3 separate regions of the Homo sapiens genome follow, and all the other regions are linked to region 2. A link is an interaction called in ENCODE POLR2A ChIA-PET data of the cell type or tissue named here. Cell type or tissue: MCF 10A. All regions are shown on one strand. Links, peaks and the distances in the headings refer to the core of each region. The heading gives the core; the rest is flanking DNA. Region 1 overlaps DENND4A (DENN domain containing 4A). Region 2 holds the start of RAB11A (RAB11A, member RAS oncogene family). Region 3 overlaps LOC105370866 (a long non-coding RNA gene).

Region 1 (10,550 bases), core at 1-8,000, 82 kb after region 2:
GAGGGGGAGTCCCGTCTGACTGAGACGGCAGGCCTGGGCGGGCGGGCGGGGGTGCCGCGAAGGGCGGAGCGCCGGGCTGGGGATGAGCTAAGCGGGCTCAGAGCGCCGCGGCATTCAGCCCCTCGTGTTCCGCTACCGCGCGTGCGGGATTCCGGCGCCGCTCTCCGAGCTCGATCCGCTGCTCGCACGGGAGCCAGCTGGGTGGTGAGTGCGGGGGCGGCGACCCGGGCAGCGGTGGCAGGTGGAGCTGTCACGGCCCGGAGAGGTGACAGCCGGGGGCGCGGGAGCGGGGCGGGTGGGTTCGGGGAGGAGGCACGGATGGCCGAGATCTCCGCCCGAGAGCTCCTGAGATCCGGGAGGTGCTCCGCGGCTCGGTCCGCCCCGGGATGGCGCGGCGGTGCTGAGAGTAGCACCCGCGCCTCTGCGTCGGACGCGTGGGGGGCTCCTGTGTTTTCATTCCAGATTTTCTATTCCAGGCTGGCCTGGGGCTGTTGTTATTTGGGAGTGGGGGCGGGGAGGGGGAGGTCCTGGATCTGGGATTTTGACAAGCCCGTTACGTAAGTCGGAGGTGGCTTCCCGGAATCCCACCTGCTCGGTATCTGAGACAGGCGGCGGGGGGAGCCCGGGGTGCCTGCAGGCCCACTTTTCCTCCCAGGGTCTGTTCAGCCTTCCCCGGCCCGCGGGCACGGGTTCTGCGTGAGCGCGGCCAGCGTCCAAGTTGACCAGTTTTTTTTCTAGTCTTTTTGGGGGGGTGTGTGGTGGGGGAAGGGAACTGTTCCTGGTTACCACCATTCCCTTTGAAGTTTATTGTTTTCTGGAGGTGGGGGGCAGGAAAAACAGTAAAAAGCTTGTGACCTAAAATTGGGTCGCAGCGACAGCTTTTCATTATCGTGCTTTTAAATGACAGATGTGCTGGAAGATTGTTGTTGTTGTTCCAATGTGCTTTTAATTCAAACGTATGGTTACGCCTAGAACCGTAGAGAGAGGTTTTTGTCTTATAGGACAGTTATTTCTTGTTTGCAACAGCAGGACAGGCATCAGTCAACAGGCATGTATTTATTTGAGGAGAAAACGCGTGTCAGCCAGCTAGAGACCCGTGAGGGCAGAAATTGTATTACTCTGTGAATATGTTATTCTTTAAAATGTATTATACGTTAATGAAAAGAATAGCCCGAATGTAAAAGAAGTCTTAGAAGATTACAAGCTGTTATTTGGTGTGTATATAGTCTCCTTCTATTTTCTGTTTACCCTAGTATACCTCTTCTCTCCTTGGGGGAGGAGGTGGAGACACCTGTAAACAGCGTAGCCCCGGTTACGCTAATCTATTGTAGTACATTTGGGATTATTTTAAGAAGTATTCTGGGGGACCTAAGATTGGGTAATAAGTAAGGACTCTTGAGCAAGTTATTCAGTTTATGTTGATAGCGGTTCTGGGATTCGACTTCTGAAAACTTAAGTATACAAAATTTCTGAGCTGTTTGAACCCTGTTTGAACTTAAAATAAAATATTATATTTGGCTTCTTTTTTGGAAACTGTTTTGGGCAGAATTAAACATTTTCGGCAATTTTTACTTTATTTTCACGATTTCCCTTTGAACCACAGCTCTCAGTAGGAGTCCAGAACAGCATATGTTATCATCATCATTATATATAATATGTTACATAATTTTCTTTTTCTGAATGATTAAACATAGACCTACTTCACTGTGGAGTTTAATTTTTGTTTTATATTATTTTTTAAGCCCCTTCCATTCTGGGATCACTGTGGAATTTTATAACAGTGTACTTGCTGAGAAAGTTAATTGATCTTGATACCAGTCGCAAATTGGGAATAAATGTAGATAACTTTTGGTCCAAGTTTTAAACTTATATACACAAATTTACATTTTTGAAAATTGGTGAAGCAATATGAATTTTTTGTCTGTGCAAGAGAGCCAGGAAGTTGATGCTGATTTGTTCTGAACTTTTCCACATGAATTACCACTGGTTTAAAGAGTTATTGATTCTCAAGTTCCTGGAACTGTTGTCCTATTTCTGGTAACTTGAATAGTATTTAGTATAATTGGGAGGCTAGAAGAAGAGACTACATGACATTTATTAATTCATTAAAAAAATTATGGCAGAATTGTAAAATAAAATTAGCTGGGATTAATAGAATTGTAAAATAAAAGTAGCTGGGACTACAGGCGTGCACCACCGTGCTTGGCTAATTTTTGTATTTTTTGAGACGGGGTTTCGCCATGTTGCCCAGACTGGTTTTGAACTCGTGAGCCCAAGCAATCTGCCCGCCTTGGCCTCCCAAAGTGCTGAGATTACAGGCGTGAGCTACCGCACCCGGCCAGTTATTACTCTTATAACTGCTATTATAAAACTTGGTTTTCCACTGAGTGATATTAGTTACATTATATTTTGTTGTTTGCAGAATTTTTCAAAGCATTCTATGTCCTACAAAAACCTAGTTAAAGCACTGATGCAGATAGAGTTGTTTGGTATATAATAAACCTTGTGCTATTCCTACTTAAATTGATGGTGCGTTGTTCTAGGTGGAAAACAAAAGTTGCTCTAGCAGGAAAATTGACTTGTTATTCTTGCCTTCTCTGATGTCAGAGACTTATCTTTGTGGGATTTTTCCTTTTTCCTACCACAGGTAGAAGAAGAGTGACTGAGAATAGCTGATACATTTTTCTTCCTTTTTTTTTTTTTTAATCTAATACCCTATATTGATTGTTTATTCAGTAGAATTTGTGGGAGGATGCTGGGCGTGGAGGGAGTCAAGCACACCACACTTTATTATTGTATATCATAGTTATCACTTTGAATTCTACAAGACCAATGTAGAAATGTACTTTTAAGAAGTGATTAGGCCCTATGAGGTGGCTCACGCCTGTTATTACAGCCCTTTGGGAGGCCAAGGCAGGAGGATCCCGTGAGCCCAGGAGTTTGAGACTGCAGTGAGTTATGATTGTGCCACTGCACTCCAACCTGGGCAACAGAGTAAGACCCTGTCTCAAAAAACAAAAGTTTTTTTTAAAACTTAGCATTTTATAAGAGTGGAACAATTTTAATAGTCAAATGCATTATAGTATGGGAATGGTGAAATTAATGATAATCTATATGGTGGATACAACTTCTAAAAATCATTTTAAAAATGTACTGACATAAGTATAATATAATATTAAGAGAAAAATTAGAATATAAAGAAACATATACATGTAAATGGCAAAAAGATTTGCAGGAGACATATAAAATAGTAAGAGATGTTATCCCTGGGTGATCGGATTATGGGTAATTTTTATTTTAGTTTTTGTGCTTTTCTCTATTCTGAATAATTATTACTTTTTTTTTTTTTTTTTTTTTTTAAGACAAGTCCTGGCTCTGTCACCCAGGCTGGGGTGCAGTGGCGTGATCTTAGCTCACTGCAACCTCCACCTCCTGGGCTCAAGCCATCCTCCCACCTTGGCCTCTTAAGTAGCTGGGACTACAGGTGTGCACCACTGTGCTTGGCTAATGTTTGTATTTTTTTAGATGGGGTTTTGCCATGTTGCCCAGCCTGGTCTTGAACTCGTGAGCCCAAGTAGTCTGCCCGCGTTGGCCTCCCAAAGTGCTGTGATTACTGCACCTGGCCGGTTATTACTCTTATAATTACAAAGAAGACATTGAAATATTTTCAAGGGTCATAGGAGAAAATACTGAAAATCCCAAATAACTATTGCTACAGTAGGAAAACTATCTTAAGATTCATTGTTAGCAAAACTAACCCAAAATATCATGCTTATTTGCATTACACAATAATAGACACAGCTTGTAATTTAGATGAAGGTGTTCTCTTAACCAGCGCTGGCCAGGCGCAGTGGCTCACGCCTGTAATCCCAGCACTTTGGGAGGCCGAGGTGGGCGGATCGCAAGGTCAGGAGATCGAGACCATCCTGGCTAACACGGTGAAACCCTGTCTCTACTAAAATACAAAAAATTAGCCGGGCGTGGTGGCAGGCGCCTGTAGTCCCAGCTACTCGGGAGGCTGAGGCAGGAGAATGGCGTGAACCTGGGAGGCGGAGCTTGCAGTGAGCAGAGATAGCGCCACTGCACCCCAGCCTGGGTGGCAGAACGAGACTCTGTCTCAAAAAAAAAAAAATAAATAAATAAATAACCAGCACTAACCTTGTAATAGTTTTACATATGTGGATTTTTGTGTCATTAAACATTGCTTCTCTCCAAGCTTTTTCTTTCCTCCACCAAAGCTGTTCTGTGTTGACAGTGCCACGTATTGATGGATTCCTCTGCTTAGTCATTTCCCCATTACTTCATCAGTCAGTAGGCAATGGTCTTTGATTATGAGATGCCAGATAATTTGCTAGTTACTGAGATTACAAAGGTAAATAAATGAATAGTGATTTCTGCCCTCAGACCCTGGGTCACAATGCTTTTTTTGCTTTCTGGACCATCAGTACATATTGTGTACTCTGCTTTTCCTGTTTCTCTGCCAGTAGCCTGGCACCTTAGGCAGTATCTTTTTCCTGGTGCTCATATCCTTTTGTAACTTTCTTCATGGGAAGGTATGCTGTGAGTTCTAGACAAAAAATTTACAAATAAATTTTTGAAACATTACTTGATTGTAGGTTCGGGAATGCTATATTTAGAAGGGCTGGGTATATATTCATCTATGGCCGTTATTATTTTTAAAATGTGTGACACTTTCTTAGTTCCTACTTTGTGCTTCCTTCTGTTAAAAATCACAAGTAGAAAGCAAGAGAGAGAAGAGACAAAAAAGAAAGAGGTAGAAAGATATCAAGGGAATTTTCCTGCTAGTGTTATACTTTATTTTCACTGAGAATAGTGAGTCATTAAAATGTATAGTAAGAGAGATACTGTTTCTGATATACTTTGTTAAAACCTGTCTCTCTTGATCTGTGTAAAAATGTGTTTTCCATATGTATGTTAAAGTGTATATACATACATAAGTTCACACAGTTTAGCTGTTTTTGTTTTCAAATGAAAGCTGAAATATGAAGATCAGAACTTTATTAAATTTCTTAATTTTATTGTAATATTGTTTTGTAGATGAGAGATTTTTATTTTTGAAAAGTTTTAAAAATAAATAGCAAAAATGTATACACCCACATACCCACATATAAAATGTTAACATATTTCATTTTTGCTTCAGATATATATTTAATTTAAAATAACTATTTATATCATAGTTATCACATTGAATTCTAAAAGAGCAATGTAGAACTTTATACTTTTCTTGAATATTACAGATCATGTTAAAGTCCCTTTTGTTCTCCCCAGTTTTATCCTCCTCACCTTCATCTCCCCTCCCAGAGGAAATTGTTGTAATGAATTTGATTTGTATCCTTCTAGTTTATCTTTTAATAAACTATATATATGAGCAATGACATGGCATTGCTTTGGGTGCTTTTGTAGAACATGCACATTGTAGTACATTTCAAATCATACTCCCTTGGTGTGAATCTTGACTCTGCTACTTAATTTTGTGACCTTAGGTAAGTTATTTAATTCTTTACATGCCTCAGTGTCCTCATCTATCACATAGGGATGATAGAGGTGTCCACTTCATAGAATTGTTGTAAAAATTAAATGAGCTTATTTATTTGTTTTACTTATTTTTATTAATTTTTTTTTCTTTTTAGAGACTGGGTTTCATCATGTTGCCTAGGCTGGTCTCAAACACCTGGGCTCAAGCAATCCTACCGCCTTGGCCTCCCAAAGTGCTGGGATTATAGGCATGAGCAACTGTGCCTGGCCTAAATGAGCTAATTTATATAAGGTGGTAAAAACTGAGCCTGGCACTAGAAAAAAAACAAAACATGTATGTTCTAGTAAGTTTAAGCAGCTGTTAATATGATTGTGTCATGGTATAATGGATTTTAAAGCTTGCTTTTTTCATTTTATTTTTTTCTGCCCTCAATCCTTGTTGATACTGTAGGTGTAGTTCATTTATTTACACAGCTGTATAGTGTTCCAGTGAATGAATATATACAATTTATCATTTCTTCTATTGATGAGCATTTAAATTGTTTTCATTTTTTATCTATTATAAACATTGCCTCATGAATATTCTTGTAGCTCCTGAAGCAACATGCCATAGTTTCTCCAGGTCATATACCTGACTGTCAAATTGCTGGGTCCTAGGATATAAATATTTTTCCCTTTATAAGATATTTATAGGATATTGCAAACAATTTCTGTTTTTTCATATCCTTGCCAGCAGTTAGGGTTATCAAATTCTTTGATTTCTTACTGATTTGTAAGTTTTTTTGTTTGTTTTTAGGTATTTTCAGGATAGTTACAAATGTTAGGAAAACTTATTTTTATTTGGCTTTTGAAGTTTCCAGATTTCTTGAACAGTGACCAATATGGACCCAAGTTACTGTAATTTTGTCCTATAGTATATATTGTTGATAGTGAGCTTTCCAATGTACTTTCTCCAAGTATGTTTAGTTATGCTCCTTTTCTGAGACCATGAGGAAGTGTTTCAGTGTTTCAGAATTCAATGTGATAACTATTATATACGTAGTTATTTTTTATTAAATATATATCTGAAGCAAAAATGAAAAATGTTAATGCTTTATATATGAGTATGTGAGTGTATACTACATTTTTCGGTAATTTTATTTTTAAAACTTTTCAAAAATAAAAATGTCTCGTACAAAACAATATAACAACAAAAAGAATTTAATAATTTTTTTTTTTTTTTTTTTTAGAGACAGGATGTTGCTCTGTCACCCAGGTTGGAGCGCGGTGATGTGATCATGGCTCACTGCAACCTCAACCCCTTGGGCTCAAATGATCCTCCTACCACAGCCTCCCGAGTAGCTGGTACTACAGGCACATGTCACCATTCCTGGCTAATTTTTTTTTTTTTTTCTTGTAGAGACTAGGTTTTGCCATGTTGCCCAGGCTGGTCTCAAACTATGTGCCTGCCTTGGCCCCCCAAAGTGCTGGAATTATAATCGTGAGCCACCATGCCCAGCCTTTATAAATTTCTGATCTTTGTATTTCGGCTTTCATTTAGAAACAAAAAAAATATTTACCACTACAAAAGCCATGTGGATTTTTTTTTTTTTGAGACAGAGTCTCGTTCTGTCACCCAGGCTGGAGTGCAGTGGTGGCTCACTGCAACCTCCGCCTCCCAGGTTCAAGCAATTCCCAAGTAGCTGGGACTACAGGCATACACCACCATGCCTTGCTAATTTTTGTATTTTTTGTTAGAGGTGGGGTTTCACCATCTTGGTCAGGCTGGTCTTAAACTCCTGACCTAAAGTGATCTGCCCGCCTCAGGCTCCCAAAGTGCTGGGATTACAGGCATGAGACACCATTGCCCGGCCCAGGTGGAATTTTTATTAATATAATTAGTACCACAGTTTTGCTTTAGTCCCAAATTTGAGTGGCCTCCTCCTGCTTGGAGGAGGGCTTTCTGCTCCTGTAGTTCTTACCAATTAAGGAATCAAAATGTGCACATAAAAAAATGACTTATAGGCACTTACACATACAGTATTATAAATGGTTCATCAATGTTGAGATTATTTTGCACAATACTACCTGTATTTCTGTTTTTGTCCAACCCACTATACATGCCTTAAAGGACTAAAATCAGATTGGTTAAGGCAACAACTTCCCCATATTTTTATTTAATTTGAATAAATGTTTTCTTATAAAATATGTTTAGATTTACAGAAAAGTTACAGGGAGTTAAGGTATACCTTGCACCCAGTTTCCCCTATTTTTTTTTTTTTGTAAGAAATGGGGGTCTCGTCATGTTGCCAGTGTCTGACATTTCAATGTTAAATTTGTCACCGTTAAGGAACCAATGTTGGTACATTACTACTAACTAAAATTCATTTATTTGGATTTTGTTAGTTTTTACCTAAGGTTCTTTTTTGGTTCCAGGATCCTATCCAGAATACGACAATACATTTAGTTGACATCTTCCCTTAGCCTATCTGGGCTGTGATGGCATTTCAGACTTTCCTTGTTTTTGATGACTTTGATGGTTTTGAGGAGTATTGGTCAGGGATTTTGTAGAATGTCCCTCAGTTTGGGTTTGTCTGATGTTTTCTTCATGGTTAGACTGGGATTATGGGTTTGGGGGAGGAGAGTCACAGAGATAAAGTGCCGCTCTCATTGCATCATATCAAGGGGAAATACTATCAGTACGGCTTATCACTGATATTGTTAACCTCGGTCACCAGGCTGAGCTAGTGTTTGCCAGGTTTCTTTACTGTATTGTTTTCCCGTACTCGTCTTTTTGGAAACAAGTCATTAATTGTAGACCACACTCAGTAGGTCTGTTTTCTTAAAGGGGAGCTGTCTATAAAATTATTTGGAATTCTTCTGCTATGGATAGTCTTTTTTTCTTCTCCGTTTATATATTTATTCAATCATTTATTTATATATGTATGGACTCATAGATGGTTATTTTATACTTGGGGTCATAATCCTATACTACTTTATTTATTTTGTTGCTCAAATTTTTCTACCAACAGGACATACTCCATTGTTTTGTTTTTTGAGTACTTCCTTACTTTCTGGCACTAGAAGAAGTTCCAGACTCATCTTGTATATTTCCTGCCCCAGCCCTAGAATCAGCCATTTTTCCAAGGATCCCTGGTTCTATTTTTTGGTGAATCATGTTAGAAACCAAGATCTGGTTACTCAGTGTGCTCATTGCTGTTGGAATATCATGACTTCTAGGCCTTTTCAGTGTATAGACCTGGAAAATATATGTATGTATACACATATATAACTATTATCTGTATCTATATTGAGGTAAACATGAGTTCATACTGATGACTTTGACTATCAGTACTATATAGTTCATTCTGGCTTTACTCTGCTATCTATTACCTCCCTCTCCAAAAGTGAGAAATCTGGCTCACGCCATCTGACATCTATTAACTTATTTGTTCAGTCCCATCGTCCATGTACAGCACTTTTAGAATTGTTAACCTGTATCTCCATGAGAAATGCCTTTACCAAAAAAGAACAGTGCTTATATACAGTTCTTTTTGTTGTTAGAGTTTCCAGTTTCAAGTTTCCCAAAGTTACTTAAATCAAACCTTTTCCCCTGACATCTGTATTTTAATTTTATTTTTAATAAATTGATCTAAATTACATGGTAATTATATATAAAGCTTATAAAAAATTTCCCTTGCCCAACTAAAGATCTTTAGCTTTAGATGTGTTTTTTTTTCCTCCTGACTTTTGTGACCAAAAAAAAAAAAAAGATCCCTTCCATCAGTAGTATTTCCTGAGGTTTAGTCAGAATAGCACTGCTTCATTTGGTTGTTAGTTGACATCTTTACATTTGGACTAAGAATTATTATTGCTTCAGATATTTTTAGTGGTACATATTGATAAATGCTCTTTGATAGAGCATTAAGATTACTGCAACTAAACAAATATGTAATAATATTTGAAAGCTTAAAATGTACCTGTATTCTTGTGGTAACTTTGTATGTTTTAGCTAATTTAACTCCCCCAAGAAGTCTATGAGGTAAATAATTATTTTGCCCATTTATTTTTATTTTATTTTTTTGTTTTCAGGGTATGTGTATGTGTGTATGTGTGTGTGTTATTTTGCCCATTTTAAAGTTGAAGAAGTTAAGACACAGAGATGTTAAACAACTTGTCCGAGGTCACATTGCTAGTAAATGACAAAGCTGCAGTTTGCAACCAGTCTGATTGTGGAGCCTGCACTCTTAATCACTTTGGCATATTATCTTTAAATAAATAAGAAAAGTTCGAAGAGTAGTAAGGGTAATGAAGGAAGTAAAACAGGGTGATCTGAGAGAATGAACGAAAGAGGGTCCTTAGAGTACTTCTTGGGGAAGCCGTCTCTTGGGAGATTGACGCTGGACAAGCAAGAAGGAGCCAGAAATGTGAAGAGCTGAGTGAGGAAAGAGGAATATCAAGTGCAAAGCCTTGCAATGCAAAGGGTCCTGGGATGTTTGAGAGCAGAAAGGCACCTGATGTGGCTAGGTGTAGTGAACAAGGGTGAAAACAGTCTATGAGGGCCTGTAACACTTACTATATGTGAGGTCCCGTGTAGTACATTGTTTAGTATTCACAGTCACCTACTATCTCAGTTTTGCAGATGAGAAAATAGAGTTGTCTGTATCAATGACAAGGGCCCTTGTGGGGCCCTAAAATCCTTTTTCTCTTATTTACTCTTTATCCCACTGTAGTTTAATTTCTACTTTTTCATATCACTAAACTTGCTCTTGTAAAGTAACCAGTGACAATAATACTTTCTCAAGAAACTCTGTCCCATTACTTCCACTATGCCATCCCCTTTTGTGTATTCTCTGCCTGTCCCATAAACAGTGGTGTTTCTGAGTTGGCCAGTTGCTCTTCTCAGCCTTCACATTGTTCTAAGTTACAGTTATCCCTATAGTTTCAGTTACCATGTATCTACCCATTACTCCCCAGGCCATTTTTTCCAGCATCAGTATCTTTCCAAAGCATCAGATTAGATTATTTTATTTATCGCCTTCACTTCATCTCTTCTTGTCCAAACTGGACTTTAT
Region 2 (10,216 bases), core at 2,217-10,216:
ATTGTGTCACTGCACTCCAGCCTGGGCGACACACTGAGACTCTGTCTTAAAAAAATAAATAAAATAAAATACAACAAAGCAAGGAGGGCATATACTTTCACTTATGACTCCATGATTTTTTTGAAAATAGGTCTTGATTAGATGAATTTGCTTCCTGTGATTTCTATAGGCAGCAGTTTATTTACTAACTAGATACATGGAGATTCTTTTTCACTCAAAGTGGTATTACGCTTAAGAATTTCAAAAACAATGGAGAAACAGGCAGTTAAGTTGTTTTAAAACATTTTCTATCTGAATTTAAAGTTCAAAATGAGTTCACACGTTTATAGAATCTGAGCTAGATATTTTTTCCTTTGTAAAAATTGGTATCAGCATTTCAGGAAACATTACATTCGTTCCTACTTTTGACTACTAAGACTTCTTCTTATCTAAACTAGCTAATTGATTTAGACATCAGGACTAGAAAATCAAACATACAAAAATAAGGCCAAGGAGTAAGACCATTCCTTACTAAAGAGACTGGGATGGTGGTACGAGTGGAAAGAATGGTAAAAACTGAGAGCTCACTGCATTCTGGTCAGAGGGCAAAGAGAGTCCATTATACATTCCCTCCTTGCCACAGGAGTGGATATAAGCTAGCCTCTGGACAGTCTTGGACAGAGTACATTATCAAATGCATATCTTTCTGGCTTTCTCAGTCAGCTGATTCAGCAAGAAATCATTCAGGAGGCAGTGAATCCAATGCAGCACAAAGAATGGTTATTTCTAACTAGAGAGTCAACTAGAGGGTGTCAAAGATGCTGTGGCAAACACATACATGCTTTTATTTGATATCAGAAGAAAATGTCAAAGTTATTAAAGTGATGTACAAAAGCAATGCACTTTCAATTTTATAGGATGGTTAGTTGATATACTAGTTTCCAAGGTCCACCATTCTGGATATGAAGTCAAATCTCAGTTTCAGTTAATAGTCTATTATTAATAGGATACATTCACTGTTGCCTCTTAGTACAAAAGGCTGGATGTTTGCTAAGGAAATGGCCTTTGAATCACTTATACAAAAAAAAAAATTTAAATACAAAAAAATACACAAAAAATACATGAATAAATACAAACAAAAAAATTAGACAGGCACGGTGGTGCATGCCTGTAGTCCCAACTACTCAGGAGGCTGAGGTGGGCAAATGGCTTGAGCCTGGGAGGCAGAGGTTGTGGTGAGCCTGGACTGTGCACCACTGTACTCTAGCCGGGGGAGTAGAGCCAGAACTTGTCTCAAAAAAAAAACTTCCAGCACTTTCTTTCTTTCTTTCTTTTTTTGAGACAGGGTCTCACTGTCGCCCAGGCTGGAGTGCCACGGCACAAGCAGAGCCCACTGCAGCCTAGACCTCCCAGGCTCAGAGGATCCTCCCACCTCAGCCTCCCTAGTAGCTGGAACTACAGGCACATGCCAACACGCTCAGCTAATTTTTTGTATTTTCTGTAGAGATGGGGTTTTGCCATGTTGCCCAGGCTGGGTCTCAAACTCCAGGGCTCAAAAGATCCACTCGCTTTGGCCTCCCAAAGTACTGGGATTACAGGTATGAGCCACCATGCCCGGCCAACTCCAGCACTTTCAAGTTTTGGTTTCCTCCCTTTTGACCTCCACTTTTAACTAATGATTATGTTCATTATCTCACCAATCTCAACTCCTTATACCATCATAAAGATAGCAAGGGAACTTTTCTCTTAATGTAACCAATTAATGTTAACACTACAAAAAAAAAGCACTCTAATCTGAAAATAACTCAAAATTCATGAATGTTTTAAAAAGTTATCTCAACTAGGCCGGGCGTGGTGGCTCACACCTGTAATCCCAGCACTTTGGAAGGCCAAGGAGGGTGGATCACCTGAGGTCGGGAGTTTGAGACCAGCCTGACCAACATGGAGAAACCTCATCTCTACTAAAAACACAAAATTAGCCAGGTGTGGTGGCGCATGCCCGTAGTCCCAGCTACTCAGGAGGCCGAAGCAGGAGAATTGCTTGAAGCGGGAGGCGGAGGTTGCAGTAAGCTGAAATCGCAGTAAGCTGAAATCGCGCCATTGCACTCCAGCCTGGGCAACAAGAGTGAAACTCCATCTCAAAAAAAAAAAAAAAAGTTATCAACTAGACATCTGCTGTATTTGAGTATCATCGCAAATACCTAATACTGAATATCAAGCTGCTAAATGCATAAAAGCAGAATATACATATTAATTATCCATTGAAAATTTCTGCCTCTTCAACCACATTTAGTTTTATACTTTCTCTTGCAAACTAATTTACTGGACTAAAATATAATTCATCAAAGACAGTACCTCAACCCTAAAAGTTACCACGTGAGAGAATAACTGGTAATTTTCATTCTAGTTTTCATAAATTTGGAGACATTTCTATTCTTTCAACTATATTCATAGTCCAACCTCCTCAAAAGTTTTTAATATACAATGCGTTCAAGGCAGGACACAGTGGCTCATGCCTGTAATCTCAGCACTCTGAGAGGCCAAGGTGGGAGGATCCCTTGAGCCCAGGAGTTTGAGACCAGCCTGGGCAACGTAGGGAGACCCTATCTCTACAAAAAAGAAAATTTTATTTCTGTAAGTGGGATAGTCTTAAAAAAAAAAAAATAGCCAGGCATGGTGGAGCACATTTGTAGTTGCAGCTACTTGGGAGGCTGAGGCAGGAGGATTTCTTGAGCACAGGAATTTGAGGCTGCAGTGGGCTATGACTGTGCCATGGCACTCCAGACTGGGCAACAGAGGGAGACCCTGCCTCAAAAAATATATATATATAGATATAGATATAGATATAATGCATACAATAAGGCTCAAGTCTAGACAAGTTTTTCCAGATTCAGCAGAATCTGAGTTGCTCAACCAAAACTTGTGAAAGAAAAACTACTACCAAGATGCAAGACAGCAAAGTTCCTATGATAATTTCTACTGACAATCAGCTGATGGTTAATTACTACTGACCTCCAATGTGATTGAAAAGAAAATGTCTTAAGCAATAGACTATGTATCCAGATATTTTCAGAAAATCTAACTGTGGATTGGTGTCTACCACACAATATTTGTAAACAGAAATCATGATTGATGCTTACTTATGTCCCACAGGGCCTTAACCACATTGTTCGTAAATACTTAAGGAATTAAAGTTTTAAAAATAAAAAGTCAACTTTAAATAAAATAAAACTAATTCCCTCCCACCAAAAGTCTCACTATTGGGCTTAAATAAAGGTTACTGTTCAAGAACAAACACATAATTTAGAATAATTGTCCTGCTCGCCCCACATTACATTCCTATTTAGACCACTCCATCCCCTATTAATCAAAATATCCCTTTATTTTGAACTGGTTAGTTACAAACTAACTCCAATTCCCTCAACTATTGCATTTGCTAGGTAAACCTTCTAAGTAGAAACAGCTGCAGTCCATCTCAGTGAATAAATCTCTGTACAATAAAGCCATTTTGAAATAAAATCATTCTTGCTTCACTTTAAAGTAGGATACTTGTATAAATAAGAAATTGGCTAAATAATCAGCATTGAAGTTAAAAAAGAAAAAGAAAAAGTGACTCATATCCTGTAAGAGCTTTAAAAAAGTAGAAATCTGGCCAGGCACGGTGGCTCACACCAGTAATCCCAGCACTTTGGGAGGCCCAGGCGGGCGGATCACCTGAGGTCAGGAGTTCGAGACCAGCCTGACCAACATGGAGAAACCCCGTCTCTACTAGAAATACAAAATTAGCCGGGTGTGGTGGTCCATGCCTGTAATCCCAGCTACTCGGGAGACTGAGGCAGGAAAATCGCTTGAACCCAGGAAGCAGAGGTTGCAATGAGCCGAGATCGCGTCATTGCACTCCAACCTGGGAAACAAGAGCGAAATACCATCTCAAAAAAAAAAAAAAAAAGTAGAAATCCTCCTTAGCAGAATTTTTAACACCCTATCTTAAACAGCAAAATGCACAACAAAATGAAACCATAACCCATGGAAACATAAAATGCATTCGAAGTTCCTAGTTTTATTTTCTTTAATAATATTTAAATGCTCTTGTAGTTGAACCTACATTTAAGGTTCAAAAAACTGACAAAGGCCAGGCACAGTGGCTCACGCCTATAATCCCAGCACTTGGGGAGGCTGAGGAAGGTGGATTGCTTAAGTCCAGGAGTGCGAGACCAGCCTGGGCAACATGGCAAAACCCTGTCTTTACAAAAAAACAAAAAACTAGCCGGGCGTGGTGGCGCGCTCCTGTAGTCTCAGCTACTCCTAGGAGCTAGAGAGTAGCTAGGGAGGCTGAGGTCGGGGGGTCACCTGAGCCTGAGGAGGCCGAGACTGCAGTGAGCCTTGATTGTGCCACTGCACTCCAGCCTGGGGGACAGAGCGAGACCCTGTCTCCAAAAAAAAAAAAAAAAAAAAAAAAAAAAACTGACAAAACCACAGTAACTTCTTTCACATTATTACCATTTATTGAGTCCTCATGGTTAAAATTTTACGAACAGTCTCATTATTTAATTCTCACAATCTTAAGAGGCAGGTATTTTCCTTTTTATAAAGTAGAGAACTGAGACTCAGAAAAGTTAACTTTTCCAAGGTCATAAAGTAAATATAAGACCTGAGTCAGGATCTAAACCGAGGTCTACGTGATTCCAAAGCTCAGTGCTCTCAATTGTTGCTAGAAGGATGGTCTAATCAAAAAGTTAAAATACTTTAGGCCAATTCAGAATATTTAATATTCTTTGTTAAAAAATAAAAGGACCTTGTATAACCAACATTCAAGTTCAAACCAAACAGGAGAAATACCCTGACGGTCTATCTTGTTCTGAATTAATTACTTCAAAGACAACCTTTATAAAAGCACACTACCATTATACCATATTTCAAAACACAAACCTAACCTTTAACCCCAAAGTCTCAAGAGATTCAAATAGTTTCACATCATCTCAGATACCTTCGGCAAAAGGTATGCTGTCATATACTTTTTGTAATCCAGGCCTCAGTTTTGTATTTGTAAAATGAACTAAGTACCCTGAAAGTACTTTCCAGTATGGAGGGGGAGGGTGGATACCAAAAGTATTCACCCTATACAGTAGAATATTCTGAGTCAGAGGAGTAAGAGATGATAAGAGTATAACAGCAGACTAGTTAGTATAACAAGATTTGCAAAGTATTGGGAAAGCAAAGAAATCTTTCCTGCTTGGTTTAGTCAATCATTCTTAGCACCCAATGGCAAAGACAGAAACAGTCACCATGCTTAACACTCTTGAAACTCCACCCTCCACAGTAAAGCTTTAATAGCAATGGCTTCTTCCTCAGTGGTAATGATCTTTGTTCGGCACACTACTGATGGCTACCTTCCCAATTCAGGAGCAGAGAAAGAGCATCAGAGTGAGAGTGCATTCACTGAACAAAAAAAGCATCTACTGTACTCTCTTCTCATTGAAAAATGTACCCTTTATCTTCGTTGATTAAAAAAAAAAACCGGATTCCTTCCGGACTCAACCAATAAGCAATTCTTTCTAACCAACCCTGACCCTCCAATATGTTCTGTCCAAGGGCACTACATGTTTCCGTATCTTATAATAAATATTTAATGTAACCAAAAGAGCACACAACTTCCTCCCACCCCCAACCTTTTGGGAAAGGTATGTGGCTAACTAGGGCTCTTCCCTTCCTGTTGGATCCTCCCAGCGTTGCAGCAGGAAGCAACCAGTTCATAGAGATAAAGCAAGCTAGTATTTGTGCAGCGCACAACCTTTCCTGCTCAGGAACCAGGCCTTCAGGTCTGGCAAGGATAACAGCCACCACCCATCCGCAACCTCATCTCGCGAACCGAGTAAAGAGTTATCCCGGGTTGGGTGCCACTGAGTAGGGAGGGCAAGAAAAGAAAAGGCTAGGTGGGAAGTAATGTCAGCCTGCCGGGTCACTGCGACAAGTGCGCGAGTGGGTGATGGGCGATCCCTCTTACCCTCCCTCCCACCACCCAGGTCGCAACGGAGACAAGGGAGCTCTAAACACGATTTGGGGAGGGAAGGTAGAGAGAGTTGCCAAATGGGGAGTGGGAGAGGGAGCGGTCAGAGAAGGTTAAGGACCGCGAGAACCGCGGGGCGGAGGGTGGGGGCGGAGGCCCTTGGCCCGCTCAGATTTTACGGGGTCCTGGACCCGGGATGGGAGAAGCTTAGAGGGGCGGCCGTCCAAGTGGAGGGGAGATACAGAAGAGACGCTCGCTCGAGGGGGGAAAGAGGGCAGATAAGAAAAAGACCTGTAATGGGAGTCTGCACCGAAGGCAAGGCCAAGAGGGAAGCGAAGAACCCGTCAGAGGGGCTTCGGGAGAGGACGCGAGCTGGGAAGGGTGTACGCCGAGGGGGAGGGGGCGCTACACCCGAAAAGAGAGATGGTGGGAGGAGCGGCGGGGCCGTAGAACCCGGGGAAAGGAATTCGACGATGTGGGAGAAGGCAGTCCGCCAGGGGAAGGACACGCAGGGAGGGGCTCTGAGGCCAGCGAAGGCCTATGGAGAGGTCGCTCAGAGAGCGGCATGTGATGGGGACCCCTGTCTGAGCGGGGGAGAAGAGGCTGAGCTGGGTAGGAGACGGAACCGCACAAAAAGGAAGGGCTGAGGGAGGCCTATATCAGTGCAGGGGTGGCCGGCACGAGGGTCCACCGGGAGTGGCCCGGGTCCCCGAACGAGGACTGTGTAGAGTGCGAGAGCCCATGGCCTCACCTTTAAAGAGGTAGTCGTACTCGTCGTCGCGGGTGCCCATTGCGCGGCCGAGGAGCGAAAGGGCGGGAGCAGCAGTGGTATCTGTGGGACCAGGGGGCGTCGCTGCAGGGGTAACCCGAGCGCCGAGCTTCAACTGCCGGACTGGGTGAAGAGCCCCTCCCTGCCGCTGCGCCATTTCCGGCAGGCCCCAGCCTTTAAGGGGAAGTACTTCCGGGGGCGGCGCCCCGCCCCTGAGCCCAACAAGGGCGGTGTGCGCGAGAGTCGAGATGCGTGGGGCTTCAAGCTTTAGTCGCTAAAGGAGGCTCAAAGGGGAAACTGAGTCCTGGAACTCCTAGCTACCATAGTCTTAGTGGCCGCTTGCTCATTTCTCGAGCTACCGTGCCGGAAGCGGCTCGCTGGAACCAGGCGGGACCGCCTGTGAGTGGTGGGTTTGTGGATGGGGGCGGGGTTCTCTGAGGATTAGACAGCCGAAGGCAGCTACACATGCGTGGCGGTTCCATGGTGTAATGGTTAGCACTCTGGACTCTGAATCCAGCGATCCGAGTTCAAATCTCGGTGGAACCTGCATTGGTTTTTGTTTTTTTAATCTTGACAACATCTTTAATTCACTTTTTTGGTCACTAAGTAATTGAACAACTATGACACATCTTAAGATGGAGATGTAAAATTTAATCCTTGCCTATGAAGACCTCACAAATTTCCCACTGCATTTCAGGTGCTATCTGCTACCTGGCGGGGGGTTGTCTTAATGAGCTTCTTCACTGCCTTTTTTTTAACCCTGGGCTTTCAAGCCTTGATTCAAAAGCTTCAGTGAAACTTGAAAATTCCTTTTGCTGGAATTTTCTACCTCCAGCTTCATGCACGGGTAGGCGCTTGTCACTCACTCCTCTCCGGAAATCTCGCAATCTATCTCATTTTCATTTAGAGTACTTCGCCCACCCTCCTCATCAAGATTCATCAAGAACTTGAGTCCTATTTGTAGGCCTCTAATCTAAGTCCGTTTACATAAGTATTTCATTTAACATGCCAAGCAAAGGATGGTAATTTCCATTTTAGCGGAAGTTTGGATACTAAGACTCAAGTGATTTGCCAGATATCATGTCGCAGGGCCTCCCTGTATTTGAAGAGAATTTTGTCATTCCAGAAAAGCCTTTATCCAATTATTGTCACACCTCCTACCTCCTATATGCAAACTCTCGATTTAGACTTGTGGGCAAGTATGCCTATAACAAGCAGAATAATGCCCCCTGCCAATGATGTCCACTTCCCAATTCCTGGAGACTGAATAGGTTAGGTTACATGGCAAAGGGGAATTGAGGTTACAGATGAAATTAAGGTTGCTTATCAGCTGACATTAAATTAGGGATATTATCCTGGATTAGTTGGGTGGGCCCAGTGTTGTCATAAGGTCCTTAAAAGTAGAAAATGGGCTGGGCACGGTGGCTCAGGCCTTAATTCCAGCACTTTGGGAGGCCAAGGTGGGTGGATCACCTGAGGTCAAGAGTTCAAGACCAGCCTGGCCAACAAGGTGAAACCCTGTCGCTACTAAAATACAAAAAATTAGTCTGGCGTGGTGGTGGGTGCCTGTAGTCCCAGCTACTCTGGAGGCTTAGGCATGAGAATTGCTGGAACCCGGGAAGCGGAGGTTGCAGTGAGCTGATACCACGCCACTGCACTCCAGCCTGGGCAACAGAGAGAGACTCGTTCTCAAAAAAAAAAAAAAAAAAGTGGAAAATGGAGGCAGAAGAGGTCAGAGTGATGTGACTTGAAAAGACCTCAATCTGCCCTTGCTGGCTTTGAAGATGGAGGAAAGGGCCCAGGAGCCTAGGAATCTGGAGGCTTCTAGAAGCTGGGAAAGGCATGGAAACAGATTCTTCCATAAGGCCCCCAGAAGGAACACAGCCCTGCTGACAACTTGATTTTAGCCCAATGAGACACTTGTCAGACCTGTGACCTACAGAACTTTAAGCAATAAATTTGTGTTGTTTTATGTCACCAAGTTTGTGGTAATTTGTTATAGAAGCAATAGAAAACAAATACAGTGCCAATTTCCGTGCTTTCTCTACTGCTATAAAGTGATAGTAAGTTTATCTAAGGTCCTGTAATCCCAGCTACTCAGGAGGCTGAGGCAGGAGAATTGCTTGAACCAAGGAGATGGAGGTTGCAGAGAGCCGAGATTGCGCCACTGCACTCCAGCCTGGTGACAGAGTAAGACTCCTCAAAAAAAAAAAAAAGAACACTAATGTTTAATTTAGTCTCAAGCATGACTAATAAAAATGGTGTGTTGGTTAATACTGAGTGTCAGCTTGATTGAATTGAAGGATCCAAAGTATTGATCCTGGTTGTGTCTGTGAGGGTGTTCCCAAAGCAGAAACAGTTGAGTCAATGGGCTGGGAAAGGCAGACCCACCCTTAATCCGGGTGGGCACCATCTAATCAGCTGCCAGCGAATATAAAGCAGGCAGAAAAATATGAAAAGGCTAAACTGGCTTAGCCTCCCAGCCTACATCTTTCTCCCGTGCTGGATGTTTCCTGCCCTCGAACATTGGACTGCAAGTTCTTCAGCTTTGAGACTCGCACTGGCTTCCTTGCCTCTCAGCTTGCAGAAGGCCTATTGTAGGACCTTGTGATCATGTGACTTAATACTACTTAATAAATTGCCCTTTATATATGTGTCTATCCTATTAGTTCTGTTCCTCTAGAGAACCCTGACTAGTACAGTTGGTAAGAAAATCAAAAGGAACTCTCTAGTAAAAAGCCTGGAATTATAAATTTAGAAATGCCTAGCCTTAGACTATGGGGGAGAAGCAAGACCTGAAATATATCTCACCCTCCACATCTGGGGAGGTAACTTTACATGTTTGTTAAAAACAAAGTGAGGACTGATAAGTCTGTGTTTATACTTCAGCTCAGCCATTCACTAAAGCTGTGTCAATTTCAATAATTTAATCCTGCTGAATCCCAGTTTCTTACCTGCAAAATGGGGACAAACAGGAAGAAGGAATTAAGTAACAATGTATAGCTGTTAATATCATGCATGGCATATAATAAATATTTATGAATGCATTGATTTTCTTTTCTCTTTTTTTTTGAGTCAGGGTCTTGCTGCGTCACCCAGGCTGGAGTGCAGTAGTGCGATGTCAGCTCACGGCAACCTCCATATGCTGGGCTCAAGCAATTCTCCCACCTCCACCTCCACCTCCCAAGCAGCTGGGACTACAGGTGTGCGCCATCGCACCTGGCTAATTTTTGTATTATTTGTAGAGATGGGGTTTTGCCATCTTTGCCCAGGCTGTTCTTGAACTCCTGAGCTCAAGCGATCCTCCCACCTCAGCCTCCAAAAGTGCTGAGATTACAGGAATAAGCCACTGCACCTGGCCAAATGCAATGATTTTCAACGGGTCAATTTGGTCCCCAGAGACATTTGATAATATCTGGAGACATTTTTAGTGTCACTACTTGGGAGTGCTACTGGTATCT
Region 3 (10,529 bases), core at 2,530-10,529, 73 kb after region 2:
CTCCACCTCCTGGGGCTCAGGTGATCCTCCCACCTCAGCCTCCCAAGTAGCTGAGATCACAGGCGTGGACCACCACACCTGGATAATTTTTTTAAAAATTTTTTTGTAGAGACAGAGTTTTGCCATGTTGCTCAGGTTGGTCTCGAACTCCTAGGCTCAAGTGATCCACCTGCCTCAGCCTCCCAAAGTGTTGAGATTGCAGGTGTGGCTAGGCATGGTGGTTCTCAGCAACTTGGGAGGCCGAGGTGGGTGGATCGCCTGAGGTCAGGAGTTCGAGACCAGCCTGGCCAACATGGTGAAACCCCCGTCTCTACTAAAAATATAAAAGTATTAGTTGGGCATGGTGGCACGGGCCTATAATCCCAGCTACTTGGGAGGCTGAGGCAGGAGAATCACTTGAACCTGGGAGGTGGAGGTTGCAGTGAGCCGATATCGTGCCACTGCATTCTAGCCTGGACAACAAGAGGGAAACTTCATCTAAAAAAAAAAAAGATTACAGGTGTGAGCCACTGAGCCTGTAAAACAAAAAAATTATAAGTTCTCTGAGCTTCTACCCTGAATGAGCCCTGTTTTTAATAAAGATTAAGGTGGTTGGTTCCTGCAGAGACTCTACAGCTTAGGATAAAACAGGATTAAAGGCAAGTACTCATATAAATAAATGACTGTCTTTTTTATAATATGAGAAAATTATGAAGACGAATGGAATAACAACAGTTGATCATCATTTATCGAGTACCAATAAGGTATATGATCCTACACAATTCCTTTTGAGGTTTCATGGTTTGAGATGGGGTTTAGGAATAAAAATGAGAAACAAGAAATCTATCACATAAACTAATTGTCTTGGGTCAATGTTATTATTGGCTGATTGAGGAAAGGGAATATGTCTTTGGAATTTCCTTTGTAAATGCCTACTTGTGTGGATATATATAGACATGTGAATGTTTTTGATGATGATAATTAACAATCATCCTATACAAACACATAGGTTGTTATAAACTATGTACTTAAGAACTGGGACAACTGTTCACAAAATGAGTGACACGTAGTGTAATAAAAGAGCTGATTTGTCCTTCAAACAATTATAGGCTTGATTATAAAATACTCAAAAGCGGGGAATGATTAATATATAGTTGGGTTTGTTTTTGGAGTGGAAGGAAGGTAGTTAGTTAAAAAGCAAACAAACAAAAAATAGTCAGGGTTTTCTCCCCAGTATCCCTGAATCTGGACTAGGATTTGTTAATATCTTAACAATTTCTCAGTTGTGAATAAAACAAAAAACAAAGCAAAACAAAAAAATAAAACAACAACAAAAAAACAGTCCTTCCATGAGTTACCTCATGTCCAGGCCTTCTACTCAAGTCCTCATCCTATGCAAAAATTCTCTTTCCTTGATTTAGAGATGGGGTTTCACTATGTTGCTCAGGCTGGTCTCAAACTCCTGGGCTCAGGCACACCTCAGCCTCCTAAGTAGCTGTGACTACAGGAGCCTCCCACCATGCCCAGCTGGCTAAAAATAAAATTCCTTTTCCTACTCCCTCTGAAGTTATAGATTTTTGTTTGTTTGTTTTTTAATAGAGACAGGGTCCCACTCTGTCACCCAGACTGGAGTGCAGTGGTGCGATCATGGCTTTCTTCATCCTTGAACTCCTGGGCTCAAGTGATCCTCCTGCCTCAGCCTTCCCAGTAGGTAGGACTACTGGCATATACCACCATGCCCAGCTAAAGTTATATATATATATATTTTATATATATTTTTATATATTTTAAATATATAAAATATACATAATATATATTTTATATATTTTTATATATTTTATATATTTTAAATATATAAAATATATTTTATATATTTATATATTTTTATATATATAATATATTTTATATATTTATAACATAAATATATTTTATATATTTATAACATAAATATATTTTATATATTTATAACATAAATATATTTTATATATATATTATAAATATATATTATATATTTATATATTTATATATATAATATATATTATATATATTATATATTATATATTATATATTATATATAATATATTATATATATATTTATATATATATATTATATATATTATATATATATTTAATATATTATATATATTATATATATTATATATATATTTATATATATTATATATATTATATATAATATATATATATTATATATATATAATATATATATATATTTTAAAAGGACCTTACAAAAGTTTCCCAGAGGTATCTGCACAGTTTTTGAAAAAAATTAGCATTGTAACTCCCTATTTCAAAAAATTTAGGCCAAAAAGAAAAATATTGAGTGAGGTTTCTTAGGTCCCAGGTATGAAGCTTCCTAGGAATGATAGGCTAATAATCATGGTACAAAGCTTTGCATAGTCTCTTCCAAACAAAACATATATCACTAGTGTCTTTCTTGTTTCAGTCCTGGAAAATGACAAATTTTACTCGACAGCTGGTTAACATATGGAACAAAACCTTGTCTCACAGGCAGTGCACTCATTTAAGCCATACATCTTTCTCTCTTAATTCAAAGTGACAGTAGTGACAAGAGCAAAGTTTTTTGGAAGATATTTTCAGAGCCACTCTAGTTAGCAGCTTAGTTACATCCAGTCTAGATGGCATTCTTGTTTACCCATGTGAACTTCTGCTTCAGTTATTCAAATTCTTTGAATTCCTCAGTTCTGAGAACTGGGGTGGGCATTATCGATTTTTCCCAAAACTTTCATCTGTAACTATTTCCAATAGACTCTAATCCCCAAATGTGCTGGTTTCCACTTCCCTGTTGCTTTGGAAAACTCTATATAACATCAGTTAGAGTCTATTTTGCATTTGGTAGTTCCTTATAAACAGTTTCACTGTGTTCTCTAGGTATGAATATTTGTTTTACATTGATTGTTTTTAGACATAGGACTTACTAACATTCTAAAATTCTGCTTTTTCTTAAATATGTGCCTTAGTTGAAGTACTAATAAAGCTTCTATATTAGATTTTGTAGTTCATAGTAAATTTACATAGGCAATGTGTTAGACTTTGCATACGTTTTGTAGAAAAATAAAACCAAACCTAAGTAAGTAAAATAAAGGGTCAACTAAACAATCCAGCAGCAAACTCTCCTAAAGCTGCAACCACTTCTTACCCTAAATTATAGTTTCACTACTGGCCATACTTTCATTCTGCTTACTTTTTTTAGTTTCTTCCTTAGATCTATTCCTTACGTATATTTACAGATTGCAACACTAACCTCTACTGACTTTCTCCTTCTAATGCAACTTGGCCAGTTTCACTGAACTCTTTTTTTCTTTCTTTCTTTTTTTCTTTTCCGTTTTTTAGATGGAGTCTTACTCTGTCGCCCAGGCTGGAGTGCAGTGGCACGATCTTGGCTCACTGCAACCTCCGCTTCCCAGGTTCAAGCGATTCTCCTGCCTCAGCCTCCTGAGTAGCTGGGATTATAGGGGCACACCACCACGCCGGCTAATTTTTGTATTTTTAGTAGGCACAAGGTTTCACCATGTTGGCCAGGATGGTCTTGATCTCCTGACCTCATGATCCACGCGCCTTGGCCTCCCACAGTGTTGGGATTACAGATGTGAGCCACCGCACCCAGCTGGATGGGGTAATATATTAACAGTAAAGAATCTGAATGAAGCCCATCCTTAGGTGAAAGTTTACAAATATTCCTAATGTTGTAGTATACCAAGACTTACTTCTTGCTAGCTATCAACCACCAAAAAACATGCATTTCCCTAATAATTAGGTAATGTTCAATATTCAGTCGTGCAAAATAGAAATCTAGTCTTACAAAATAAATAGTCTTGTAATCTTTCCTGACAACTAGCAGAGTGCATTGTATATAACAGTACAAAGATTGAGGGAATGAATTCTATGCCTAGGCACATGGCATTTAAGATTTTACTTTTTAAAAATCCACAAGGCAGTGTGGTTTGGTAGAAGCCTATTGGCCCAGGGATTGTAAGGCGTCTAGCCATGTGATTTGGGAAAACTCATTACGCCTTTCTGAGCTTTAGTTTCTTCATCTCCAAAATAGGATTTTCCTATGTATCCAGTGTATTTCATGGGGAGTTTGGAATGCTGAATTCCAAGAACCGATTGATATTTATGTAAAAGACAAACTAAAAAACTAGGAATCTAGGAATCTGGATTCTAGTCCTAGCTCTTCTCATGCTTTTGGGTGTACTGTATATGACTTTGGACAAGCCGCAGAGGGAAATGGTCACTTTTTGAAAATGAAATGTTCACTAGATGATCTCTGAGATTCATTCCTGCTAAAAATAATCCTATGTTCTGGATCAGAGAAACATGAAATCAATTTATGAGTGTCATTCTCATGAAGACATTATGATGTAGGTCAGATGATAAACTGTAAATCCATTTTTTAAAAATTGCCTGCCTCACATTAACTTTTTTATAGCCCAATCCATTTAGCCCTACCCTTGTCCAATTGTCCTACATGTTACCTAAACTCTAACCTTGAGATCTTCCTTTGCAACTGATGACCATTTTTATTACCCTTAGTATTTCAACTCCTGGCCCTACCCTTGCAGCAAACAGGGCCTTACTTTATGTGATCATCAGAATTTGAAATGGAAGAATATGTTTCTTGTCTCTTTTCATAATGCCACTAATTCCCCATTCCCTTTTAGCATACAGCTAGTTAAAAATGAATTGTATTATTAGGGAGACTGAGGCAGGAGGATCACTTGAGCCCAGGAGTTTGAGACCAGCCTGTGCAACATAGTGAGACCTTGTCTCAAAACCAACAAATAAAAACCAAAAAAAAAAAAAAAACCCAAAAAACAAAAAAAATGAGCTGTATAATTATATCCTCTCTTTAGCCTGACATCAAGGGTTCTGTGGATCTCTTTTCTTCAACTGTACCATCCATTACCTTCCAGAGAGAACTGCACAGGTAGGGAGCAGTTTGCACCCCCTGATTGTGCCATCTTCAAAAGCCTTTCTTTCGGCCAGGTGTGGTGGCTCACAACTGTAATCCTAGCACTTTGGGAGACCGAGGTGAGTGAATCATCTAAGGTCAGGAGTTTGAGGCCAGCCTGACCAGCATGGTGAAACCTCGTCTCCACTAAAAATACAAAAATTAGCTGGGCGTGGTGGCGCATGCCTGTAATCCCAGCTACTTGGGAGGCTGAGGCAAGAGAATCGTTTGAACCCCAGAGGCAGATGTTGCAGTGAGCCAAGATCGTGCCATTGCACTCCAGCTGGGGCAACAATAGCAAAATGCCATCTCAACAAAGTAAAAAAATTTTAAAGAAAATAAAATAAAAGCCTTTCTTCCATTTCAGATCTAATATAGTCAAGTAAAAGCCTCATCTCAATTCGACTTCCTTCTGTTTCTCTTTTAGCATAATTTTAAACTATGTAAGTTATTATGACATAAATCTAATACATCAATGTTTATTAAAATTAAATCTGCCGTTAAGATAATTACAACCAGATATGAATACTTGCAGGGTTATGAATGGGAAATGTAGAGGAAGGCTTTCCATTTCTAGGAGATAATAAAGTGATGCTGACACTAGAGAGCCCAAAATAGCTTTGGGGGATTATTTAATTAACAAGGTAACCACCTTACAAGAGGCTTTAGAAATCTTTTTTGTTTTAAATTTAAATGTTTATTATTAAAAGTCTATTGTTCTCCAAATCTTGAATAAGCTAATAGTTAAGAGTTTCTCCCTTCTGGACTAACTTTGCCCTTGATTTGGCGCACCTGATATAACTAACTGATCAATTTCTTTGTCTGCAGGCACATACGTAGGAAAGAACAAGATGCTTTTAGGGGCGGCAGCAGCTTAAATGCTTTCTCTCAATTAAGAGCCTTGTGTTGACAGTCTGAAAGTGTTCCAAATGAGAGACTATCTCCACCACACTAGAGAGGGGTAGGGGAGAGAGAAGCATAGGCCCTAGTCCCCTGCTCTTCTTAGGTAACATCAGGACTGGACATTGATGAACTTTCCACCAGGAATAGAAAGGAGAGGAGGAAGCTAGGAATCTCCAGTGATGTCTGGAACAACTGATCATGTTTCCTTAGAAAAATCAGCCTGCCAACACAGGGATGGATGAAGAAGGAAAGAGAAGAGATAGAAAATCCAGCTGGGCGTGGTGGCTCACGCCTGTAATCCCAGCACTTTGGGAGGCCGAGGCTGGTGGATCACTTGAGGTCAGGAGTTTGAGATGAGCTCGTTGCCTGGCCAACATGGTGAAGTCCCCTCTCTACTAAAAATGCAAAAATTAGCTGAGCATGGTGGCATGCACCTGTAATCCCAGTTACTCAGGAGGTGTAATCCCAGTTACCTGGGAGGTGGAGGTTGCAGTGAGCCAAGACTGCGCCACTGCACTCCAGCCTGGGCAACAGAAAGAGACTCTATCTCAAAAAAAAAAGAGAGAGAGAGAGATAGGAAATCCAATTAGATGACTACTGCAAAATTTCAGGCTAAAAAACAAACCAAAAGGTGTGGGTTTGAACTAGGTCAGTGGGAATGGGGATGAAGTGAGGGAGGATACTACTGATGTTAAGGAGATGACAACAATTCTTTTTCAAGATTAATTAGGTGTCAATGAATGAGGGAAAAAGAGGAGTTGATGACTCAGGTTTTGACTTTTTTTTTTTTTTTTTTTTTTTTTTTTTTGAGATGGAGTCTGTCTCCCAGGCTGGAGTGCAGTGGCATGATCTTGGCTCACTGTAACCTCCGCCACCTGGGTTCTAGTGATTCTCCTGACTCAGCCTCCAGAGTAGCTGGGACTACAGGTGCATGCCCAGCTAATTTTTGTATTTTCGGTAGAGACAGGGTTTCACCATGTTGGACAGGCTGGTCTCGAACTCCTAAAAAAAAAAAAATTCAGTCTCCACAGGCGGCTTTAGCTTTTAGGTGCATGGTGAGTTCAACTATAAATTATTCAGGAAATGAGAAATTATAGGAGTAACAGGTTTGGGGTAAAGATAATGACTTCACCTTTAAATGCTGAATTTCAGGTATACTTGGGACTGAGCTATCTGGAGGCAGTTGAATACACAATCCTGAAGTGCAGGAGAGAGGTATGGACTAAAGACGTGTGTGTCTCCTATTCTGAGTGATTATATAGACAGAAAAGAGGAGGGCTTTTTTTAAATTTTTTTTTTAGTTTATTCTCAATTGCAGGTGTTTCCCCTTGCTGGCAGAGTTCCTTTAAGTCTTGACAATAAAAAGGGCATTCTTGTTGTCCACCCTTGTAGGATGCATGTCTGGGCCAATCAATAAAAAGAAAAGACTTGTGGTGTCTGATTTGTTCTGCTTCAGGTTTCCCAAATAGCCTAGCTATAACAACAGTGCTGAGTTCATGAGAAAAGCTGACTCATATTTCCTGCAAGTCAGCACAGATATCCATCCTTCCAAAGAATTTGAACCTCTGGCCACTCCCAAAGACAATCAAAGTATTGCAACAATTTATGAGCATCTCTTTCTTTTGTTAGCTCTATTATAAAGATGCAAAGTAAAAACAAACAAACAAACACACCTTTCCTTCCTTGTACCACCCTCAGCCCCGTTCCCCAAACAACGATGTCCTTATCCTTCAGAGAAAGTCCAGTTTCTCTCAGGGTTGGTCCAAATGCCATCTATTTTGTCTATTTTGTCACCTTCAATTCTCACAATGAGAATTAATCACTCCACTCGCTTGGGCTCCCATAGCAACGAGTTTATCCATCTAGCATAGAATTTGTCATAGTTTGACTTTTACTAAAGTTATATGCCTAGGAAATACTTTTTGCCTCTAATGTGTGCTTATCTGTCATTGCTTTCCTTCTGTGCCTAGTGCAGTGTTTTGTATACAAATGTTTTCTGAAGTGAATTTGTTAAAAGTTATGAAAATATTGTCTACCACTTCAAGAAAGTCAGAGGAGTATACTTCGTGGTCAATGACAGTTAAAATACATATTTTTAAAACAACTCCCCTGCAGATAATTTAAGAAGTAAAAATTCAACTTATAAGGAATTGCTGAAAGAGGTAAAATTGTTAATTTGAGGAAAATGTTGAGAAGTGATCATTTTCAGAAATTTGAAAAAGTGCTGAGTCAAAGATATGACTCCTCAGATGGCTACCAAAACGGCAGAGACAGCAATGGCTCAGACTGCTACAGCTCTCCTGTCCTTGGCCACTCTTCTCAAGCACCAGGTTTAGAATTTATATTTCTTTTTTTTTTTTTTTTTGAGATAGGATCTTGCTCTGTCACCCAGGCCAGAATACTGGGGTGGGATCTTAGCTCATCGCAGCTTTGAACTCCTGGGTTCAAGCAGTCTTCCCAACTCAGCCTCCCAAGTAGCTGGGACTACAGGCATGTGCCACCATGTCTGTTTTTTGTTTGTTTGTTTTTGTTTTTTTTTTGTAGAGATGAGGTCTTGATATGTTGCCCAGGCTGGTTTCAAACTCCTGGGCTCAAGTGATTCTCCCACCTCGGCATCTCAAAGTGCTGGTATTGCAGGCATGAGCCACCATGCCCAGCCAGAATTTCAGAATTTGTCACTTCTAACATGACTTTTCTTACTATTATTCTTGAAAATTGTTCAGATAATTTCTTTTTTCTTTTTTTTTTTTTTTGCAACCTCTGCCTCCTGGGCTCAAGTGATCCTCCCACCTCAGCCTCCCAAGTAGCTGGGACTACAGGCATGCATGCACCACCATCATGGGCTAATTTTTGTATTTTGGTAGAGATGGGGTTTTGCTATGTTGCCCAGGCTGGCAGATAATTTCTTTCAAAAATAATTTCATCAGGTTTGTGTTTTTAAGAAACAAATGGATAATTTGACCACATTGCTAATAAATTTTAGTTTTTGGATTAAATACATTGGAATGTCACTCAAACACTGTTTCACAGTGAATACAATTTGTCAATATGGATTCTGCTTTGTGACACATCTAAATAGTTTCTAATAGGCCATAGATCCCTGGTAGTTTTTCTCACCCATAAGGAAGCCCTGTAGCATAGCTATCAAGGACTGCTTTATGGGCCGGGTGTGGTGGCTCATGGCTGTAACCCCAACACTTTGAGAGACTGAGGAGAGCGGATCACCTGAGGTCAGGAGTTCGAGACCAGCCTGGCCAACATGGTGAAACCCCCATCTCTGCTAAAAATACAAAAATTAGCCAGGCGTAGTGGAGGGCGCCTATAATCCCAGCTACCCGGGAAGCAGGAGAATCGCTTGAACCCAGAAGGTAGAGGTTGCAGTGCGCCAAGATCACGCCACTGCACTCCAGCCTGGGCGACAGAGCAAGACTCTGTCTTAAAAAAAAAGGATTGCTCTCTAGAGGCTCCAGGTTTTCATTTAAAGATGTGAGAAACTTCTGGTATAGCAATTAAGGTGCATAGATTCAACAGGTGGAGAGGATTAGGCTGTACAACAGCTTGCGCTTCCATTGCTTTAAATGGTTATTGGTTTCATAGTTTTCCTTCATGCATCATTCAAATCACAGCATTTTAAAATAACTTCTAAGAAATAGCCGGATACAGTTCAACATATAAAATATGACAATTTCAGAAATGGCATGGGGCCAAAATTTATTATCCAAAAAATTCTATTTGGCTCATGTCTACATTGTTAGAATCCCTTGCCCAAATCACATCTAGGGTTTAGGTTTAACTGTGACTATAGTCACATATGCCTGGAGTGTTGAGAGGACTCCTGATATGACTGTTAAGGGGGGCTCTGAGGTACGATACTTCCTGGGTACACAGTCAAATGCTGCGTATTGGTTTTCTACTGTTTATCAATATTGTTCTTTAAGAAGCTATTTTCTCTGATTAAAAAAACCTTCACGCCTTTTAAACTTTTGAAAGGTTTTAGAATCTCATTGTGTATGCTACATGCAACTATATAACATTTTAATTGGTACTCTGTAGATGAAAATATTTGTGTGTATATATATATATATATGCACATATACATGTATAACCAACTAAAAGAGTGCTTTTGCTGCTAGTGGAATATTTTGATATGCCAAGCTACTCCTTAAAGAGGAATTGACCTGATACGTCTAGCAACACTTAAAACTAATGAAAGGCTAAATCTGTGTCCAATGGGTAAAGAATTGGGAGGGTTCCCAACTGGACTTTAAAAAAAGCTTTTTAAGGTAGGGCACAATGGCTCATGCCTGTAAACCCAGCACTATGGGAGGCTGAGGTGGGTGGATCACTTGACCCCAGGAATTCAAGACCGGCCTTAGGCAACATAGTGAGACATAGTCTCTACAAAAAACAGAAAAATTTGCTGGGTGTGGTGGTGGGCACCTGCAGTCCCAGCTACTCCAGAGGCTGAGGTGGGAGGATCAATTGAGCCTGGGAGGGAGGCTGTAGTAAGCCGTGATCAGGCCACTGCACTCCAGCCTGGGCAACATAGCAAGACTCTGTGTCAAAAACAAGTCTTTTTTTACAGCTTTAACTGACATACAGAGGACTACATATATTTAAAGTATGCAACTCGATTGTTTTGTTTTGTTTTAAA

The links. Peaks named below come from ENCODE experiments on the same cell type or tissue, not always from the same donor. Only the 100,000 strongest peaks of a DNase experiment are listed, where the experiment ranks them.
Region 1: POLR2A ChIA-PET joins it to region 2 with 10 read pairs; 24 of 35 experiments call an interaction of 5 or more read pairs at or near these places.
Region 3: POLR2A ChIA-PET joins it to region 2 with 18 read pairs; 25 of 35 experiments call an interaction of 5 or more read pairs at or near these places.

What each region holds. Positions count from the first base shown.
Region 1 is chr15:65,781,664-65,792,213 of GRCh38, reverse strand. DENND4A (DENN domain containing 4A) reads left to right here. Exons shown (of 33, transcript NM_001320835.1): 1 at 1-204. Among named protein-coding and RNA genes, the nearest start is that of DENND4A, 5.4 kb to the left of the region's middle. RefSeq lists an enhancer at 1-33 and a silencer at 35-364. In MCF 10A, for the core only: no CTCF peak of the experiment used is centred there; DNase peaks (open chromatin) are centred at 333, 543 and 4,263.
Region 2 is chr15:65,866,147-65,876,362 of GRCh38, reverse strand. It overlaps RAB11A (RAB11A, member RAS oncogene family), which reads right to left and starts at 6,872. Exons shown (of 5, transcript NM_004663.5): 1 at 6,738-6,872. The coding sequence starts at 6,777. TRQ-CTG1-4 (tRNA-Gln (anticodon CTG) 1-4) reads left to right here and starts at 7,230; the gene lies at 7,230-7,301. RefSeq lists an enhancer at 6,999-7,058. In MCF 10A, for the core only: a CTCF peak has its summit at 6,819; DNase peaks (open chromatin) are centred at 5,252 and 6,882.
Region 3 is chr15:65,793,618-65,804,146 of GRCh38, reverse strand. The region is part of intron 1 of LOC105370866 (a long non-coding RNA gene); the gene reads right to left. Among named protein-coding and RNA genes, the nearest start is that of DENND4A, 6.6 kb to the right of the region's middle. In MCF 10A, for the core only: no CTCF peak of the experiment used is centred there; a DNase peak (open chromatin) is centred at 7,396.